Regions from separate parts of the Homo sapiens genome. Here region 2 is linked to region 1. A link is an interaction called in ENCODE POLR2A ChIA-PET data of the cell type or tissue named here. Cell type or tissue: Panc1. All regions are shown on one strand.

Region 1 (2,500 bases):
TTTTCATTATTATTATATCTGTTACGGTGATCTTTGATGTTACTACTGTAATTGTTTTGGGGCTCCCAGAACTGCACCCACATAAGATGGTGAACTTAATAAATGTTGTGTGTGTTCTGACTGCTCCACCAACTGGCCTTTCCCATCTGTTTCCCTCTCCTCAGGCCTCCCTATTCCCTGAGACAAAACAATATTGGAATTATGCCAGTTAATAACCCTACAATGGCCTCTAAGTGTTCAAGTGAAAGGAAGAGTCTCGGGTCTCTCACTTTAAATCAAAAGCTAGAAATGATGAAGCATAGAGAAAGCCAAGATAGGCTGAAAGCCAGGCCTCTTCCCCTAAGCAGTTAGCCAAGTTGTGAGTGCAAAGGAAAAGTTCTTGAAGGCAATTAAAAGTCCTACTTAAGTGAACACAGTAAAACATCCTTATGGCTGATTTGGAGAAAGTTTTAGTGGTCTGGATAGAAGATCAAACTAGCCACAACATTCCCTTAAGCTAAACAGCAGGGGTGTCCAATCTTTTGGTTTTCCTAGGCCACATTGGAAGAAGAAGAATTGTCTTGGGTCACACATAATATACAACAACGCTAATAATAGCTGATGAGCTTTAAGAAAATCGCAAAAAAAATCTCATAATGTTTTAAAAAAGTTTACAATTTTGTGTTGGGCCACATTCAAAGCCATCCTGGGCTGCATGGAGTTCACAAGCTGTAGGGTGGACAAGCTTAAGCTAAAGCCCAATCCAGAGCAAGGCCCTAATTCTCTTCAATTCTATGAAGGCTGGGAGAAGTTAGGAAGCTGCAGTAGAAAAGTTTAAAGCTAGCATATGTTGGCTTATTAAATTTAAGGAAAGAAGCCATCTCCATAATGTTAAAGTGCAAGTTTGCCAGGTGTGATGGTTCATGCCTGTAGTCACAGCTACTCTGGAGGCTGAGGAAGAAGGATCACTTGAGCCCAGAGGTTCAAAACCAGCCTGGGCAACATAGTGAGACCCTGTCTTAAAAAAAAAAAGTTCAAGGTGAAGCAGCAAACTCTGATGTAGAAGCTGCAGCAAGTTATCCAGAAGACCTAGCTGAGATAACTGATGAAGGTGGCTACACTAAACCACTAAACAACAGACAAACAGCCTTTTTTTTTTTTTTTTTTTTTTTTTTGAGACAGAGTTTTGCTATTGTTGCCCAGGCTAGAGTGCAATGGTACGATCTCAGCTCACGGCAACCTCTGCCTCCAAGTGATTCTCCTGCCTTAGCCCCCTAGGTAGCTGGGATTACAGGTATGCGCCACCACACCCCACTAATTTTTGTATTTTTAGTAGAGACAGGGTTTAGCCAAGTTGGTCAGGCTGGTCTCAAACTCCTGACCTCAGGTGATCCACCCGCCTCGGCCTCCTGAAGTGCTGGGATTACAGGTGTGAGCCACCATGCCCAGCCAAAACAGCCTTTTATTGGGAGAACTGCACCAGGCATAGACTTCTCCTCACTAGCTGTGAAAGTCCCAGTCATCTAGGACTTTCATAGTTAGTAAGGAGAAGTCTATCCCTGGTGCAATTCTCTCACTCAACGCAACAATCAACACAGAATACTTCTGTGACCAAATGTGGGAGGTTTCTCCCCACACACCAGGCAGGCAAACAGTTCTGCAGCAGACACCAGCTGGGTGTCCTCCAATTCAACTCTGACACAGTCTACCTGGAAATAACATCAGATCCCACAGGTTGAGGAGTAGGTCCCACAAGACCAGTCTCTTCCCACCAGTCTTAAGTCTAGGTTTTCAGAACTTCTGACTAACTGGCTTCACGTTGGGGTTCCAATGACCTCCTTGTTGGGTTTGATTTGCTGGAGTGACTCACAGAACTTGGGAAACACTTACTTCCACTTACTGGTTTACTATAAAGGATATTACAAGTGACACCGATAAGGAGATGTATAGGGAGAAAAGACACAGAGCTTCCATGTCCTCCCGGGCATGTCACTCTCCAGGAACCTCCATGTGTTCAGCTATCCAGAAGATCTCTGAACCCATTTCTGGGTTTTTATGGAAGCCTCATCATCTAGGCACGATTGATTAAATCATTGCCCATTGGTGATCAGCTTAACCCTAACGCTTTCCCTCCTCCCCAGGTTTGGTAGGTTTACAGTGGGGCTGAAAGTCCCAACAATTTTTTTTTTTTTTGAGACGGAATCTTACTCTCTGTTGCCTAGGCTGGAGGGCAGTGTTGTTCACTGCAACTTCCGTCTCCTGGATTCAAGTGATTCTCCTGCCTCAGCCTCCTGAGTAGCTGGGATTACAGGTGGGTGCCACCAAGCCTGGCTAATTTTTATATTTTTAGTAGAGACGGAGTCTTGCTATGTTAGCCAGGCTAGTCTCGAACTCCTGACCTCAAGTGATCTGCCCGCCTTGGCCTCCCAAAGTGCTGGGATTACAGGCGTGAGCCACTGTGTCTGGCTTTCAATTCTTTAATCCTGCCTTGGTGTTTCTGGTGACCAGCCCCCATACTGAA
Region 2 (2,500 bases), 210 kb after region 1:
AGTTGTTTGAATCCCACAAACATAACATTGAGGGAAAGAAGCATGATACAGAAGAATGTGCACAGTGGGAATCCACACATATAAAATTCAAATACAGGTGGTAGATTATAAAGAACAAGAAGGAATTAACATCATGAAAGTTAGTATAATAGTAATTCTGATAGGAGGGAGATGGTTGTGATCACTCAGGGGATGCACAGGGAACTTCTTGGGTGCTGATTATTACTATTTATTTTATTTTATTTTATTTTATTTTTGAGACAGAGTCTTGCTCTGTTACCCAGGCTTGCGTGCAATGGCACAATCACAAGTCATTGTAGCCTCAACCTTCTGGGCTCAAGTGATCCTCTCACCTTAGCCCCCCAAGTAGCTAGGACTATAGGCACGTGCCACCATGCCCAGCTAATTTTAAAATTTTTCATAGAGACGGGACATCACTTTGTTGCCCAGTCTTGAACTTCTGGGCTCAAGCAGTCCTCTGGCCTCAGCTTCCCATTGTGCTGGGATTACAGGTATAAGCCACCATGTTTGGCCATTATTATTTCTTGACTTGAGTGTTGGTTACACAGGGGGCTGCTTTGTAATTATTTTTTAAACTGTCCAAAGATATTCTATTCGTTTTTCTTTTTTCTCTTTTTTTTTGAGACAGAGTCTCGCTCTGTCACCCAGGCTTGAGTGCAGTAGCTCCATCTCAGCTCACGCAACCTCTGTCTCCAGGGTTCAAGCAATTCTCCTGCCTCAGCCTCCCGAGTAGCTGGGACTACAGGTGTGCACCACCATGCCTGGCTAACTTTTTTGTATTTTTAGTAGAGACAGGGTTTCACCATGTTGGCCAGGCTGGTCTCAAACTCCTGACCTCAGGTGATCCACCCAGCTAGGCCTCCCAAAGTGCTCAAAGTTTTCTATGCATTTTTCTATATGTATTTTTCTATATGTATGTTGTATTTTACTATTTTGAAAAGCAAAAATAAAGGAAGAAAGAAGAGGAGGGAAGGCAAAAGGTAAAAAGAAAGAAAGTAAGGAAGAAAAGGGAGAAAGAAGGAGGGAGAGAAGAAAGGAAGGAAGGAAAGGAATGCCAGCTCCTCAATCCAGACCTCATTTGTTTGTATAGCTAATCCAGATAAGGTTCTGGGAGACCTGGAAGAGAAGTGGTCAGGTTTTTGGGACAAATGGCACATAGCATCTGTGAATAATCAACTGTGCTAGATACTGCCAAATAGTTTTCCAAGTGACTGAATCCAATGTATTCCCTCCCCAGCCATGTATGAGTTCCCATTGTTACACATCCTCTTCATCATTTGATATCATCAGGCATAAAGACATCTTATTGTTGTTTTAAGTTGCATTTTCCTGCTAATTAATGAAGTTGAGCGTCTTTTAAATATATTTTTCCTCTTTTGTGAAGTGTCTATTTTTTTCTAGTGGGTTGCTTTTTTTTTTCATATTGATTCATTGGAGTATGCATTTTGGATATTAGGGCTTTGCTGGTTGAAAGTGTCTTTTTGATGGCTTGTTGCCTGTGTTTTTATAAGTAGGAGGGGTGGAGGCAGCAGGGGCCCACCACCTCTGAATTCCTTTGCCCACTGTTTGGGTGCCTCGGGGAATTTGCTCAGCCTTCATGGGCAGCGGTTGCCCTTTCTGACGCAACTAGGAATTCCTGGCACCACGACCAGGGGCCCTGCTCTCCCCTCAAGAGGCAAGCTGCCCAGGAAGCCAGGGAGGCCCCTGTGAGAATGACAGTGTGTGTGCTGTGCACACAGAGCCTGTTTTGTGTTTTCTTCCCCTCTACTCTCTTCCATTAGCAAAGAAAATGGAGTTTGGGCGCTGTGTCAACCACGTAAACTTTTACTTATACATCAGTGCAGAAAAGAACAAAATAGGAAAGGACTGCATGGTCGGCCAATTTCTGACGCCCTTTTTACTAGCCTGGATTTTAAGTCTAGAACACAATAGTAGAGGCTACCTAAGAACATTAAGGCAGCTGTGCCAGGGCAGAGAGAGGAGTTCCCATCTTGCCAGGGGCAGTCACATCACCTGCATCAGCATGTGAAGCAAACATAAAGAATGTCACTAATGGGCTTGGAGGTCATTAGCAACCCTGCCTAAAATACCTATCTGAATAAGGGACTGGCTCCCAGCAGGAAGTGAGGGGTAACTGAGTTGTTTCTAATAGTCCGTTCCTATTATCCTATGCTAATTCTCCCTGAGAGGAGGCTTGGCTGGTAAGGAGGGAGTGGTGGATCCTGAATTTATGATCATTTAAACAATTAATTTTTGCATATGACAGGGACAATAATTTTTGAGGTATAATTAGTCAGTTTCTCCCTGTTCCCTCCCAATCCCATTCTTTCCCCAACCCCAACCTCTTGAGGAAACTCTTGGTTTGTGAGTCATTGAGACTCCAACATTTGTGGACCAGTGCGGACTTGGGGTTGGGACTTGGGGGCACGCACCCACAGGGGCGCTGGAGCCTTTGGGGAACTGAAGAAAGATTTAAACA

The links. ChIA-PET counts read pairs that join two places held together with the same protein. Peaks named below come from ENCODE experiments on the same cell type or tissue, not always from the same donor. Only the 100,000 strongest peaks of a DNase experiment are listed, where the experiment ranks them.
Region 2: POLR2A ChIA-PET joins it to region 1 with 12 read pairs; 2 of 35 experiments call an interaction of 5 or more read pairs at or near these places.

What each region holds. Positions count from the first base shown.
Region 1 is chr14:73,625,662-73,628,161 of GRCh38, forward strand. It overlaps a transcript of HEATR4 not described here. Among named protein-coding and RNA genes, the nearest start is that of ACOT6, 14 kb to the left of the region's middle. In Panc1, no CTCF peak of the experiment used is centred here; no DNase peak of the experiment used is centred here.
Region 2 is chr14:73,832,032-73,834,531 of GRCh38, forward strand. No RefSeq gene overlaps it. Among named protein-coding and RNA genes, the nearest start is that of LINC02274, 3.1 kb to the left of the region's middle. In Panc1, no CTCF peak of the experiment used is centred here; no DNase peak of the experiment used is centred here; H3K27ac peaks cover 2,500 bases.